Linked DNA regions of Homo sapiens: region 2 is linked to region 1. The links are chromatin loops, found by intact Hi-C in ENCODE. Cell type or tissue: mammary epithelial cell. All regions are shown on one strand. Each heading gives the region's core, and the rest is flanking DNA. Links, peaks and the distances in the headings are about the cores only.

Evidence for each region. Hi-C counts contacts between places; a loop is a spot of excess contacts. Peaks named below come from ENCODE experiments on the same cell type or tissue, not always from the same donor. Only the 100,000 strongest peaks of a DNase experiment are listed, where the experiment ranks them.
Region 2: a loop joins it to region 1, with 9 times the contacts of the local background. A loop is called at or near these places in 40 of 110 quality-filtered maps.

What each region holds. Positions count from the first base shown.
Region 1 is chr4:152,730,603-152,738,940 of GRCh38, forward strand. No RefSeq gene overlaps it. Among named protein-coding and RNA genes, the nearest start is that of TIGD4, 45 kb to the right of the region's middle. In mammary epithelial cell, for the core only: a CTCF peak has its summit at 4,931 (motif pointing left); no DNase peak of the experiment used is centred there.
Region 2 is chr4:152,651,484-152,659,821 of GRCh38, forward strand. TMEM154 (transmembrane protein 154) reads right to left here. Exons shown (of 7, transcript NM_152680.3): 2 at 1,184-1,444; 3 at 1,055-1,093. Among named protein-coding and RNA genes, the nearest start is that of TMEM154, 24 kb to the right of the region's middle. In mammary epithelial cell, for the core only: a CTCF peak has its summit at 4,489; a DNase peak (open chromatin) is centred at 4,448; H3K27ac peaks cover 403 bases.

The DNA of each region.
Region 1 (8,338 bases), core at 31-8,030:
AAAAATCCTTACTATGATGGAGCTTACATTCCACTGAGGAAACAGACCATAAGCAAGATAAATAAATAAAATTTAGTAGCATGTTAGATAATATTGAGTGCTAAGGAGAAAAAACAACACAGGAAAGGGGAAATAAAGTGCTGGGGAGGAGTGTAAAATTTTAAATAGCAGAGCCAGGCAAGACCTCAATAAAAGGCGACATTTGAATAAACCTGAAGGAAATGAGGGAACTAGCCACAAAAATATCTGGGCAAAGAGCAGTCCATGCAGAGGGAACAGCATGTGCAAAGGCCTAGAGGCATGAACACACCTGCTAAGTTCCAGTAACAGTGGGAAGGCCAGTTTGTCTAGACTTCAGTGAATGAGGGGAGAAGTTGGAGATTAGGTAAAGACATAGTGGAGTCCCAATCTTCTTGAACCTTGGGGGCCCTAATGAGGCTTTGGCTTTTACTCCAAGTGAGCTGGGAGCCACTGGAGCATTCTGAGCAGGATAGCAATATGATGGAACATACATGTTAACAAGATCACTCTGGCAGATTTTTGAGGATAGATTGCAAGGGACAAGAGCAGAATCAGAGAAACCACTAGTGCTATATTCCTGGAGAAAAATGATGGTAGCTCAGAACAAGATGGCTGCAGTGGAGCGGGTGACAAATAGACAAACAATCAATTTCTGATTATAACTTGAATATAGAGTCAATAAAACTTGAGGGATCTCTGATGGATCAAAGAGAGAGAGAGAGGAAACAGGGATAAGTCTAAGGGATTAGGCTGAGCAGCTGGAAAAATGGAGTTGCCTTTAACTGAGGTAGGGAAGACTGGAGAGAGCAAGTTATGTGTGAGGGGAGGGAGATACCAGGAGTTCAGTTTAGGACCTGTCAGATTTTAGATGTCCAGATGCCAATTGGATACACTGGCCTGGACTTCAGGGGAGTGGTCTGTGTTAGAGATAACAATGTGAGAATGATCCGCAGATAGGTGATATTTAAAGCTATAAGACTAGATGAGATCAAATAGGGAGTGAGCATATAGACAAAAAGAAGGGATCTGAGGACTAGGCCCCTGGACATTCCAACGTTCAGAAGTTGAGGAGTTGAGGAATAAGAAACTATTATAGGAGATGAAAATGGGCTGGGCACAGTGGCTCACGCCTGTAATCCCAGTACTTTGGGAGGCTGAGGTGGGTGGATTGCTTGAGTCCAGGAGTTTGAGACAAGCCTGGGCAACATGGCAAAACCCTGTCTCTACAAAAAAATACCAAAAAAGTTAGCCAGGTGTGGTGGTACATGCCTGTAGTCCCAGCTACTTAGGAGGCTGATGTGGGAGGATTGATTGAGCCTGGGAGATGGAGGCTGCAGTGAGCCGAGACTGCACCATTGTGCTACAGCCTGGATGACAGATCAAGACCCTGTGTCCAACCAAAAAAAAAAAAAAAAAAAAAAAGGTGGGGAGAGAGGGAGAGAAAATGGAACCATCAGAAAAGTTGGAGGAAAACTAGGCAAGTGTGCTATTCCGGAAGCCAAGTGAAAAAAGCGTTTCAAGGAGGACAGCATGATCAAACAACTGTGTAAAATGCTGCAACAGGTCAACTCAGATGAGGATTGGGAAAGAATCACAGGATTTAGCAATATGGAGGTCACTGGTACCCTGTTCAGAGCAGTTTCAGAGTAGAGATTCAAGAAATAATGGGAGAAAAGACATTGATGTCTGTGAATCATATGGTTTGGATCTGCATCCCTCCAAATCTCATGTTGAACTGTAGTCCCCAGTATTAGAGGTAGGGCCTGGTGGGAAGTGCTTGGATCCTGGGGGTGGATTTCTCATAAATGGTTTGACACCAGCCCCTTGGTGCTTTTCTTCTGACAGTCAGTTCTCGAGAGATCTGGTTGTCTAAAAGTGTGCAGCATATCCCCCCTTGCTCTCTCTTGCTCCTGCTCCCACCATGTGAGATGCCTCACCCCCCACCTTAATTGTAAGTTTCCTGAGGCCTCCCAGAAACTGAGCAGATGTCAAGATCATGCTTCCTGTACAGCCTGGAGAACTGTGAGCCAATTAAACCTCTTTTATTTCTTTTTTTTTGAGACGGAGTCTTGCTCTGTCGCCTCTGAAGCCGGGCTGGAGTGCAGTGGTGCGATCTCAGCTCACTGCAACCTCCGCCTCCTGGGTTCAAGCAATTCTCCTGCCTCAGCCTCCTGAGTAGCCAGGATTACAGGCACGCACCACCACACCAAGCTAGTGTTTGTATTTTTAGTAGAGACAGGGTTTTGCCATGTTGGCCAGGCTAGTTTCCAACTCTTGACCTCAAGTGATTCACCTGCCTTGGCCTCCCAAAGTGCTGGGATTACAGGCATGAGCCACCATACCCAGCCAAACCTCTTTTCTTTATAAATTACGCAGTCTCAGGTATTTCTTTGTAGCAATGTGAGAATGTACAGTGAGTATAGACAATTATTTGTGTGTGTTTGTTATTGTTTTTTAGAGGTAGGGTCTCACGCTGTTGCCCAGGCTGGAGTGCAGTGGTGCAATCATAGCTCAGGGCAGCCGAAACTCCTGGGTTCAAATGATCCTCCTGCCTCAGCCTCCTGAGTAGCTGGGATTACAGGCATGTGCCACCACGCCTAGCTAATTTTCATTTTTATTTTTTATTTTTGTAGATACAGGGGTATCAATGTGTTGCCCAGGCTGTTCCTGAACTTCTGAGCTCAGGTGATCCTCCCATCTAGGCCTCCCAAAGTGCTGGGATTACAGGTGTCAGCACTGCGCCTGACCTCTACAATTCTTTTAAGGAGTTTTGCTCTAGAAGGAATTGGGGGAATATAGCAATAGCCAGATGGGAAGCTGGGGCCAAGAAATATTTTTTTAAGATGGGAGAAATAGCACCATGCTTGGAGGTTGATGGGAATAACCTGGTAGAGAGGGGGAAACTGATGAAGAAAGGAAGGAGAATTTTTTTAGGAGGGAATGACCTCTAAGGTACTAGTGATGAGTTGACCTAAGCTAGGAGCTAAGTTCCTCTACAGGAACAGGAGTGAACAAAGAATACAAACACAGATAGATGCTTCACATTTACATTAAATATTAAATAAAATTTGAAATTCAGTTCCTCACTTGCAGAAGTCACATTTCAAGCACTCAGTAGCCCTATGTAACGTGTGACTGAGGCTATTTTATTGGACAGAGTGGCTGTAAAATATATCCATCATTGCAGAAAGTTCTTTTGGACAGCACTGGCCTAGGGTGTGACCATGGGTATAAGTGGCTGAGTTGGATGGAGGACAAGATCACTAGAGAGGCCAGGGTGTTAGAAAGATCATCTGTGTGTAACTTGAAATTGCTAAGACCCAAGACAGAGGTAATATTGAGGTGAGTGAAAGTGGGTCAGTTATTAAAATTATAAAAAAGTGATTAATAAATGACTGGAGACTAAGTGATATGGTCTGATGATAAGATAATTATGGAGGAGGCAGGGGGCATGGTCTAGAAGCAGCAATGAGAAGCAAGAAGAACCCTACCCCAACCTTCAGGTCCTGTGGAAGGGAAGCCAGCTACCACTGCAGAGGGCTTCAGGGAAGCAGTGTCACCAGGGGACAGAGCCAAGTTTCAGTTACTCCTCCAGGGGGAGGGGAAGGACACACTCAGAGGAGAGCACGAAGGAAAGGATTCTGCTGACGATTGCAAGTGAAAGGGTTTCGGGAGATGAGGAGGATGGCGAGTGAGGCTAGAAAAGGGGATGGGCAGAGTCAGATGGGGATTAGATGCCCAGGGATGAGAGGTGACCTGGGAGTCTTGGGTTTCTTGTGGGACAGACATCAGTGGGGATAAGGGACATGATGAAATTAGTCCTGATGGTCACAAGGTACATAGTGAAGGATTGGGGGTGGGGTGGGGTGTCTTGACAGGAGCTGGAGGGGTTGGGGATCCCCCTTGATGGTTGCTAGGAGAGGCGTGGAGTCTGGCTGAAGGGGCATCTTACACTGAGCCATGCCCTTTCTTGGTGGCTGCCTAATGGAGGCCTTACTTGATCCCCACAACTCTATAAAGTGCACACTATTGTTATTCCAATTTTACAGAAGCAGATATATTTAAAAAGCAAGGACTTGGTGAATGAGGGCCTTTAAATTGCAGGTTGAATCTTAATCACCAATGAGGAAGTTGAGAAAGGGAGTCTATTTGGGTGTGAAAGTGGAGGGGAATAAAGGACTGGGAGGTGGATTCTGGTTTAACATGTCTGGAGTTGAAGTTGCAGGCAGCGGGGACTGCCACGTGGAAATGAGTTGAAGGTGCTTGGAACTATGGAAGTTGGCTCGGCATAGGTGTCAGAGCTGGAGAAGTGGATTTAAAGTCAGCAGTCCAAGCCAGAGCAGATTTTTCACCCCCAGATCTTCCCAGGTCTTACCACCTCAGGGAAAATGGAATTGTTTTCTAGGGGTGAGAAACAAGAAGGGATTAGAAATAAATTTCAAGGCCGGGTGCAGTGGCTCATGCCTGTAATTCCAGCACTTTGGTAGGCCAAGGCAGGCAGATCATTAGAGGTCAGGAGTTCGAGACCAGCCTGACCAACATGGTGAAACCCCGTTTCTACTAAAATACAAAAATTAGCCAGGTGTGGTTGTGGGCATCTGTAATTTCAGCTACTTGGGAGGCTGAGGCAGGAGAATTGCTTGAACCCAGGAGGCAGAGGTTGCAGTGAGCTGAGATCTCACCACTACATTCCAGCCTGGGCAACAGAGCAAGACTCCCTCTCAAAAAATAAAATAAAAATAAGTGAATTTCAATTTAGGAACCTGATAAAATCCCAGCTGTTGCCCTCAAACTACCTGTATAATATCTTTTCTCTCGCAGTGTTCTGAAGGATTTTCTCAATTTTATTGCAGGTTGAAGGCTAATGCTTTTGAAATATTGCTTTAATAGTGACCCCTAGTGTTATAAGGAGATATCTGCTAACTGATGAGGTAGTTTGGAAACGAAAATTCCCTTAACCTGAAAGTCATTGCATAGATTGATATTGCCAGAAGGTATCTTCATAAATTATTCAGTCCATCTCTCTGCCTTTAGGGAGGATCACACTTGAACAATTCCAGGTCACTTCCCTTCAAGAAAGATGTAATGGACCTGAAGAGAGTTCAGAGAATGGCAAGTAGCATAAACAAGGAGAGAAATGTACTTTCCTGTGAGAATGGATTGAAGAAAAGGAGAAAGAAGAGGACAAGGAGGAGGAGGGACAAGAAGAAACTGCAGACTAGAAAATGGACACATACAAAACAGTGAAGTAATATAACAAATCTTTACATACTAGCTCTAAGAGGCACCTCTTTGAAACTATGAAGGGGCTGCATTAGCATAATCCTGGCGACCATTTTTGAGCATTTGCTCCATGGCAGGCATGCTTACAACCACCCATAAGGTAAGAACCATTATGATCTCCATTTTAGAGATAAGGAAACAAGGTATAGCACTCAATTACTCAGCCGAGGTGCCAGATGCTATGTCTCACACCTGTAATCCCAGCACTTTGGAAGGCTGAGGTGGGGGAATTGCTTGAGTCAAGACATTTGACACCAGCCTGGGCAACATAGAGAGACCTCATCTCTACAGAAAATAAACAAAATAAGCTGCATGCAGTGATGCACATCTGTAGTACCAGCTACTCGAGAGGCTGAGCTGGGAGGATCACTTGAGTTCAGGAGGTTGAGGTTGCAGTGAGCTGAGCTCATACCACTGCCCTTCAGCCTGGGCAACAGAGGGTGAAAAACATAAAAATAAAAAAATTGCTAAGCTGAGACAGCTCCAAGGGGCAAAATCAGGATTGGAACTCAGGCTTTTTGACTCCTAAGTGTGTGCTTCTAACCTCAATGCAACAGCCCTTAACTAATAAATAGGAATGCTAATTTATATGCAGAAAGCACATAAGTCATTAAACTGGCAAAGGCTAAAAATATAAATTTGTTCTAGAAAAGTGTGGATGTGGACATGGCAGTTTGGGAACATCTGTGATGTTTTCAGGCAAATCCCCTGATCTGACCCGGTGTGCTAATTCTCGTGTCCTTACTACACATCAAATCTGCGGATTTTCAGAGTAGAAACCTCATGCAGACCAAGCAGTACATTTCAATTTTTTAAAATCTGCAACAGCAGAGAAATTCTTCATGTCTAGCTAAATCCCTCCTGTTGATGCCCATTTTCTTTTATCCTGTCATCAATGAAGATGGAAAACAGCTGGACATAATCCTCTCTAACCTTTTCTATATGTGAACACCATTAAGTCTCTCCAGGTTTCTGCTCTATCCACTTTCAAGATACATAGTCCTCCTTCCCTTTGAATATCTCCACAGGTTTTGTTATTTATCTTGTGATTTTAATGACCCTTAGGGAAGCATTTCCAATCCTAAAGAGAAGTTTGTGCTGATGTAATTAGTAAACCATAAAAATGTCTTCATTCATAAAAGCAATGCAATGCCTCTAATTTTCAAAGGAGTTCCATATTCCTTATCTTGCTTGATTCTCACATATTTGTCCCTGTTTTACAGAAGTGAAAGTGAGGCTCAGAGAAATTAAGTGATTTGCCCAAGTTCATATAAGGAAATAGTGGAAAAAATTAACAAGATTGTTAAAAAGAGGGAGCAAGGTATATGATGACTGAGAAAGTCAAAGGGAAATTTTTAGAAGACATGTAAGTGTCAAAAAATAATCCTTTTTGCCTTTCTGTTTGTCTTTGGTAACTATCAGCATCTGGAAATATAAATATTCAGCAAACAAAAGTACAGCCTCCCTTTCCAGTCACCCATACGGCTTTCATTTTCAAAACTGGAGCCCAGAGACCCTCCTTCCACTTATAGGACTTAGGGAGCTGCCAACTCAGTGCCACCTAATTATTATGAAGCCAGGCACTCTTCCCACCATCCCACCTGTATTCACTTGCGGAATCTTTACAACTCTCTGAGCTGGGTGTTATTGTTACCTCCCACTTCACAGATTTGGAAACAAATCCAGTTAAGTTAAATAATTGGCCCAAGGTCATACAGAGAGTCTTGGTAAATATAAAGGTAAAGTTTAAGTAAAAGCCATGTAAATTCTGCATTTAAATTATTAAGCAGTAAGTATTCATCACAGACAATGATCCAGTATAATGGCTGTAAGATACGTAAGACAAATACGATCCCTTGAACGCACATGGAAATTGAGTCCCAGTGAGGTTAAGTCATTCCGTCTTGATCACACAGTGAGGCAGGGCTGATACGGTTAGCATCCATTAGCATGGCCATATTAGTTCTTAAAATGTTCAGTATTTCTGTACAAATTGGTATTAGTTGCTGCCCCAAGCCCTCCATGGGCCTCTCCCCTGTGAAACCTTCAGATCTCCCCATAGTCCAGCAACTTGTGGGGTCCCTGCTCGGTGATGATTGCACTCAGCCCTTTGGCAGGCTCCCTTTGGAAATTGGCATGGGGGACAGAGAGGAGGAGATGCTCTGCAGTAGGTCAGGTGCTTGGGAACAGAGGGTAGCCCAGGACAGGAGCCTTTAAGAGGTATCTGCTGCACAGTCGGTTTTACCCTTCCCCTCTGCATTATTACCCAAAAGGCAAAAATAGGGTTCAGGAACAGCAGAGAAAGTATCTTTCCCTTCATTCACACATTAGCAGGAGAAACTCTAGGTGTTAGAGCAAAGTAACAACCCTGCCTATGGTGCAGTGGTACCCTGGGGGGACTTAGGAGAAAGAAGACCAGTATTTGGGGAGAGCCAGAGGGCTGGAAATGAAGACTAAGGAGTTTCTCTCTTTCCTGTTTGGTGTATACATGATGATACACATACAAGAACCCCTGATACAGTGTCAGGCCCTTACCTGGTGCACAATAAATGTTTCTGAACTTTCTGGACTGATTAGATTATGATGTGAGCTGTTTAGAAAAAGGCCGTGGGAGTCTGCTTTCAGCCTTGAATTTAGTAGAGGATTATTACTAAGGCACCAGAGCAGATATGCAGGGGCCAGGGAGGAGCTGCCAAATAAGAGGACATTGTCTTGGTAAAAAAGAGAGTCTCTGAAATGGGCCAGCAGTTATAAATATCAATGGCAAATGCCTGAGCACTGATGTAAGAAGATGAATGCAAGAAACCTGACCGTCTTGGAAAAGACCTGAGCATGATGGATTCTTCCAAATCTAAATCCACTAAATTAGTTCTGAGACTACTCAGTGTTACATGGAAAGACGACAGCAGACAAGGCACCCCTCCATCTGCAAAACACTCCTGCTAGTGCTTCTAGGGGCACAGGAAGGGGACAAACAGAAACAAAAACAGTTGAGAGTCAAGATCATGAAATACGACCAACACAAAGGAGTTTG
Region 2 (8,338 bases), core at 23-8,022, 79 kb before region 1:
CTTTTTCCCTTAAACCTCATGAAACACCCTCTGCTAGCTTCCAATTTTTCTTCTGCAGCTTCCTCACCTCTCTCAGCCTTTGTAGAATTAAGGAGAATTAAGGCCTTGCTCTGGATTAGGCTTAGGCTTAAGAGAATGCTGTGACTGGTTTGATCTTCTACCCAGACCACTGAAACTTTCTCTATATCAACAATAATACTGCTTTGCTTTCCTATCATTGTATGTTCACTGAGTAGCACTTTTAGTTTCCTTCAAGAACTTTTTCTTTGCATTTACAACTTGGCTAAATGTTTGGCACAAGAGGCCTGGTTTTCAGCCTATCTCAGCTTTCAACTTGCCTTCCTCACAAGGCTTAATCATTTCTAGCTTTTCACTTAAAATGAGAGATATGTGACTCTTCTTCCATTTGAACACTTACATGCCATTGTAGGGTTATGAATTGGCCTAATTTCAATATTGTTCTGTATCAGGGAATAGAGAGGCCTGAAGACAGGGAGAGAGACAGGGAATGGCTTGTTGGTGAAGCAGTCAGAACACACACAATGTTTATCAATTAAGTTCACTGTCTTCTGTGAGCATGGTTTCAGGCACTCCAAAACAATTACAACAGTAATATCAAAGATAACTGATCACAGATCACCATAACAGGCATAGTAGTATTGAAAACATTTGAAATATTGTGAGAATTATCAAAATGTAATGCAGAGACACAAAGTAAACATGTGCTGTTGAAAAAATGATACCAATAGACTGGTTTGAGGCAATGGTTGCCATAAAACTTCAATTTGTTAAAAAAAAAAAAAAAAGCAATACCTGTAAAGTGCAATAAAGCAAAGTGCAACCAAACAAGGCGTGCCTGTATTTTGAAATTCAATTAAACTTTTTTTTTTTTTAAAGAAAGGAATATGCATATATTCACTTCTGGAAAATTTCATTGAAATGTATTATTTATCACTTACTATTATATGTAGTCCTTGTTGCTTAATTTTAAAACATCTCTGCTCCTTCTCCAATCCCACCCCCACCTGTAGGCAGGTTTTAGGATAATACTCACATGTCTGTAAAGCACTCTGAGATCCTTGGCTAGAAGGTTCTGTATCAAAGCAAAGAATATTTTGTTTTATTGATTGTTCACTAACACATGAAGCAATTTTCTGGAAATGGAAATACACCAAATATTTACCTTGTTTAGTTCTTTTTCTTTTATAGTATGTTGCAAGGAATACCACGGATAAAAGTAAGAGGACCAATAAAATCAATGGGATTAACACCATCAGTATAAACTCTAACTGATTTTCATCCGGAGCAAAGTTGGTAGAATTTATATTTGCATTTAATGTTTCTTTGATGGTCACTGCAGCAAATGTGCTTGGAATAGTCACTTTATTTGGTCTTTCAGATTCCACAGTTGTATCTCCTGAGTTTTCTAATTCCTCATAATTACCTGTGGGAATAGATACAAAATTGAAATTTCCATGGAGACAAAGTTAGTATGTTATATTGTCAATGATTTTTAAATTATTCCTAGATACATTCTGTGATAAATTTGACCCACTATACTTGGCCTCCAAGCTAAGTGTGACACAGAACATTGATTTAACATAAATGAAGCTCAAGCTGGGAGTGTATTGAATATGGAATCAGAGCTCAGAGAAAAACCTTGCACAAAGGTAGGCAGTTTTGCATTGACCAGACATTTTAGATACGCTTAAGCAAAGTGGATTCGGAAGCTTCCTCATGTTAAGGGTGATTTTCCAAGCCAAGTAATGTGATATTACAGGACATCTCCTATAGGGTATGATAATATTTTAACAAAATGTCTGAATAAATTTAAATTCACATTTACTAAAATTAAGTACATGCCATACAGCACTTTTAGATGTAAAGAAATGCACTCTGTGTCCTAATTTTTTTTTTTTTTTTTGAGGCAGAGTCTTGCTCCATTGCCCAGGCTGGAGCGTAGTGGCATGATCTCAGCTCACTGCAACCTCCACCTCCTGGGTTCAAGCAATTCTCGTGCCTCAGCCTCCAGAGTAGCTGGGATTACAGGCATGTGCCACCATACCCAGCTAATTTTTGTATTTTTAGTAGAGACAGGGTTTCACCATGTTGGCCAGGCTGGTCTCGAACTCCATGCCTCAAGTGATCCACCCGCCTCAGCCTACCAAAGTGCTAGAATTGCAGGTGTGAGCCACTGCGCCTGTCTGTGTCCTAATATTTAAATAAAAGGTTACCTATCAATGGAAAATAATTCTTTGAAAATGAATTGACTGTGCCGGGCATGGTGGTTCACGCCTGTAATCCCAGCACTATGGGAGGCTGAGGTGGGCAGATCACCTGAGGTCAGGAGTTCGAGACCAGCCTGACCAACATGGTGAAACCCTGTCTTTACTAAAAATACAAAAATTAGCTGGGCGTGGTGGTGCATGCCTATAATCCCAGCTACTTGGGAGGCTGAGGCAAGAGAATTGCTTGAACCCAGGAAGCAGAGGTTGCAGTCAGCCAAGATCGCGCCATTGCACTTCAGCCTAGGCAACAAGAGCGACACTCCATCTCAAAAAAAAAAGAAAAAGAAAAAAGAAAAGGAAAATAAAAACCATCAGGATGAGAAAGGACTACTGACTTGATGACTATCTGAAAAACTTTTCCTTACCTGTCTAAGCAGTAGTCATGGTAAGATAAGCTGAAGGTCTTTGTCCTAATATCGTATAATGTTGTCTACCTTTCAGAAGGGGCCAACTGAGGAAAATACCTCGTAAGTTGATGCTACAGAAAACTTATCAAATGAGATAATTTACAAGAAAGTTATTCTAAGGTGAAAGGAACTATGCAAATACAGAAGTCAGCTGCTTTAAACCACACTCTGCGGTATAGGTTAGGCAATTACTTTACAGAATGATCAAACTGGACATTGCAGAGCCAATTCAATAGTTCATCTATCTTCATAATCCCATGACAATGGAGTCCTCTGATTTTGGTTGAAACAATAAAAATGTTTGGTCACTGCTATGAATTGAATGTTTGCATTCCCCTCAAATTCATATATTGAAGCCCTAATCCTCAATGTGATGGATTAGGGCTAAGAGGTGAGGCCTTTGAGAGGTCATTAGGTTTAGATGAGGTCATGAGAGTGGGGACCCTATGACAGGATTATTGCTCCTATGAGAAGATAAGAAAACCAGAGTTCTCTTTCCTTGCCATATGTGGATACGGAAAGGTGGTGACTGCAGGCCAGGGAGAGAGTTCTCACCAAATACTAAATCTTCTAGCACCTTTGATCTTGAACTTCCCAGCCTCCAGAACTGTGAGAAATAAATGTCTGTTGTTTTAAGTCTTGCAGTCTGTGGTATTTTGTTATGGTATCTGAGCTAAGACAGTAAGAATCTAATTGTGTTGATTGTATGAATAAATACTTTCAGTCTCCCACATCAGGGAATTCATTTGATAATCCCTTTAGTAAATGCAACCCCAAACCATCAGAATCAATTACAAACTACAGAGTAAACTCACTGGTGTTTCTCATGTGTATATGCCAAAGGCAGGATTGAAAAAAAAAACTACCAATGTTTGAAGAGTGGAGGGGCTTCAAAATGGCTGACTAGATGCATCTGGCAGTCACCTCTTCACAAAAAATAACAAAAATACTGAGTAGATAAGCTACATTTTGAATTGATCATTTAAGGGAGAACACAGGAATTCAACAGAGTAGTAATAGACAACACTTAAAGCACGGAAGGAGAGGGAAATAAGGCATCCTTCTTGGCTGAGACTGGCTGGGAGCCAGGAGAAGCTCCCCAATGTGGGGAAAGGGTAGTGGTCCATATTTCCACTGCAGACTCCTGCAGCCTAGCCACGGGAGAGCCCCTCAACTCTCACAGGCCCTGAGACTAACACTGAGAGCGCCTGTACACTGTGCAATGGCATTGCTCCAGAGAGGGACCTTATGCGGAGTCCCACACACCCCTGAGCCCTAGTGGCTGCAGCACAGTGCCACTTTGAGGGCCCAGCCCCCACCAGACTGTATCCTGCCCTAGGGCCCAACAGCCCCTGAATCTCCATGTCTCTGGAGCTCCTGCCTGCAGCCACCAGCGCTGCTGGCTGCTGCTGCCAGGGCCAAGGTAGGAGCCGCTGGCAGCACCCCTCCCCCCACCCCTGGCCAGCAGCGGGGCGCTCACACATGTTTATGTGCCTCAAGGACAAACTCCACTGTCCTCAGCTATTGCTGCTATAAACTGCTGCTGCTAGGGCCAAAGCATGAGCAAAGCATAGCCCCAGCTGGCTGCCTATGGTTGCTCCCACTGAAAGCAATCCCATCCTCTGCAGTAGCAGGCAGCAGTGTAGTCACTGCTGCCTTCACCTGAGCTTTCTATCAGCAGCCTGGGGATTGCTTCACCCCTACCTATTACAGCCAGCTACTGCATGCCCCACCAGAGAGTCAAAGAACAGGTCTGCACAGGCCAGCTCTCTCCCAGTGCAGTACTTGAGTGTGCCATTTGGGGCCTGGTGATTGCCCAGCCCAGTCTAGTCCATCACCACTGGCACCACAGCATTCCTCCCAGATGCCTGAGGTTGGGACTACCCACTCTGCTGCCACCATCATAGTTGGCATCCACCCTCATGTACCAGCTACAGGCCTGGGGACTGGCCTGCCCAGTCCATTGCAACCACTGCCAACACTAGCATGGGTACTTGGGACCCAGCGTGTTGTCCTACCACTGATACTGCCAACACCCACGTCAATCTGCCTACCTGCCTGGCTAACCACTACCATTTCTAGCACCCAAGCAAGACACCTGGAAGCCCAAAAACCAGCCTGCCTGGACACACTAACACCAGTGCCAGTGTATACTGCCTTGGGATCCAAGGACAGATATGCTCAACCCACCCCTGTCACCACTGGGGCCTGAAGACTGGCCCACCTGGTATCCTAGTCCCCAGCAATACTTCACCACAGCCTCCACTAACAACCACATCCTAAGCTGCTGGGGAAGCCACAGATACTACTGGCACTGGTTCCAGCAGAATAAATCATATGGAGACTACACTAATGTACATACCCAGAATCAAAGCCAAAGCACTCTACCTAACCAACACCAAAGAAACACCTTACTTTCATAGGGGAGAACTTTTTCCTCCCCTATGAAAGTAAATTCAGAGGCCGGGCGCAGTGGCTCATGCCTGTAATCCCAGCATTTTGGGAGGCTGAGGCAGGTGGATCACCTGAGGTCGGGAGTTCAAGACCAGCCTGACCAACATGGAGAAACCCCATCTCTACGAAAAATACAAAATTAGCCGGGCATGGTGGTGCATGCCTGTAATCCCAGTTACTCAGGAGGCTGAGGCAGGAGAATCGTTTGAACCTGGGAGGTGGAGGTTGCGGTGAGCCAAGATCATGCCATTGCACTCCAGCCATGAGAGGATACAGAAAAACAATACCCAAAATTAGAAAACAATTCAGGGTATGAATGAGAGAAATTCACCAAAGAGATAGAGATAATAAAAAAGAACCAAACAAATTCTGGACCTGAAGAATTCATAAAATAAAATCAAATACACTTGAAAGCTTCAACAATAGACTAAATCAAGCAGAAGGAAGAATCTCAGAATTTGAAGACAGGTCTTTTGAAATAACCTAGTCAGATAAAAATAAAGAAAAAAGAATGAGAAAAGCCTGTGTGACATACGAGATACCATAAAGCAAGAAGGCAAAGAGAAAATGAGTGTTAGAAAACCTTTTTAATGAAACAAGGCCAGATGCAGTGGCTCATGCCTGTAATCCCAGCACTTTGGGAGGACAAGGAGGGCAGATTGCTTGAGCTCATGAGTTCAAGGCCAGACTGGGCAACATGGCAAAACTCCATCTCTACTAAAAATACAAAAATTAGCTGGGTGTGGTGGCATGCTCCTGAAAACCCAGCTACTCAGGAGGCTTAGGCAGGAGGACCATCTGAGCCCTGGAGGCAGAGGTTGCAGTGAGCTGAGATTGTGCCACTGTACTTTAGCCTCAGCAACAGAGCCAGATCCTGCCTAAAAAGAAAAAGAAAAAGAAGACCTGTTTAATGAAACAATAGATGAAAACTTCCCAAGTTTCGCAAGAGATTTAGACATCCAGATACAGGAAGCTCAGAATTCTCCAAATAGATATAATTCAACAAAGGACTTCTCCACAGCACATTATAGTCAAACTGTCAAACATCAAAGACAAAGAAATAATCTAAAATCAGCAAGAGAAACGCATGTAGTCACCTATAAAGGAACCCCTATCAGACTAACAGTTAATTTCTCAGCAGAAATCTTACAGGCCAGGAGACAACAGGGTAATAAAGTCAAAGGGCTGAAAGAAAACAAAACAATGACAACAAAAACCCTGTCAACCAAGGATTCTATACCCAGCAAAGTTATCCTTCAAAAACAAAGGAAAAACAAAGTCTTTCCCAGACATGCAAAAGCTGAGGGAATTCGTTACCACTAGACTGGCCCTAAAAGAAATGCTTAAGGGAGTCCACTGAGAAGCAAAAGAACAATATTTATCATCATGAAAACAATGTTAGAACACAAAACAAGCTCAACACATTTTTAAAAATTGAAATCATATCAAATATCTTCTCAGACCACAACAGAATAAAACTACAAGTCAATAATAAGAAGAACTTTGGAGACTGTACAAATACATGGAAATTAAATAACATGCTCCTGAATGACCATTGAGTCAAGAAAGAAATTAAGGAGGAAATTTTTTAAAAAAGGCTTGAAACAAATAAAAATGGAAACACACCATGCTAAAACCTATGGGATACAGCAAAAGCAGTGCTAAGAGGGAAGTTTATAGTAACAAATACCTACATCAAAGAAGTAGAAAGATTTTAAACAGACAATCTAGTGATGCATCTCAAGGAACTAGAAAAGCAAGAGCAAATCAAACCCAAAATTAGTAGAAGGAAAGAAATAATAAAGATCAGAGCAGAACTAAATGAAATAGAGACTAAAAACAAACAAAAAACAAACAACACTACAATGAAATATCATTTCATTGAATGGTTATTTTTGGGCACAGTGGCTAATGCCTATAATCTCAGCATTTTTGGAGGTCAAGATAGGAGGATCACCTGAGGTCAGGAGTTTGAGACCAGCCTGGCCAGCTAAAAATACAAAATTTTTAGCTTTACTAAAAATACAAAAACTAGCTGGGCATGGTGGCACACTTCTGTAGTTCCAGCTACTTGGGAGGCTGAGGCAGGAGGATCACTTCAACCCAGGAGTTGGAGGTTGCAGTGAACTGAGATCACACCATTGCACTCCAGCCTGGGTGACAGAGCAAGATTCCATCTCAAAAGAAAAAAAAAAAAGGTTATTGTTGAAAAGGAAAAAGCATTCTTGCCTCATCTCTGGCAAGAATGCAGAGATAAGGGAACTCTTACACACTGTTGGTGGGAATGTAAATTAGTACAGCCACTATGGAAAACAGTAGGGCAATTTCTCAAAAAACTAACAAGAGAACTACCATACAATCCTCAATCTCACTACTGGGTATTTATCCAAAGGAAAATAAATCAGTATATCAAAGGAATAATTGCACTCGCGTGTTCATTGCAGCACTATTCACAATAGCCAAGATATGAAATCAACCGACGTATCTATCAATGGTTGAATGGATAAATAAAATGTGGTATATATACACAATGGAATACTATTCAGTCATAAAAAAGAATGAAATCATGTCTTATGCTGCAACATAGATAAAGCTGGAGGTCATTATTTTAAGTAAAATAAGACAGGCACAGAAAGACAAATATCTTATGTTCTTGCTCATATGTGGGAGCTAAAAAAGTTGATCTTACAAAGGTAGAGAGTATAATTATAAATATCAGAGGCTGGGAAGGGTGTGTGGGTAAGAGTAGGGGAAGAAGAGAGGTTGGTTAATGGGTAGAAACATACAGTTAGACAGTATAAATTATAATGTCCAATAGTAGAGTAGGACGACTGTAGTTAACAATAATATATTTTATATTTCAAAGTAGCTAGAAGACAGGACTTGAAATGTCCTCAGCACATAGAAATGATAAATACTTAAAGTGATGGATACCCCAAATACACTGACTTAATCATTATAGATTCTATCCATGCAACAAAAAATATCACATGTGCCCTATAAGTATGTAAAATATTATGTGTCAATAAAAATCCACCACTTACTGATCTCTGCCTTCTGAGTTAAGTGGCTTTGTCCTACATTTACAGTAGTCCCCCATTATCCAAGCGGAACATGTTTCAAGGCCCTAGAAGATGCCTGAAATTATCGGTAGTACTGAACCCCACATACACTGTGTTTTTTCTAAAC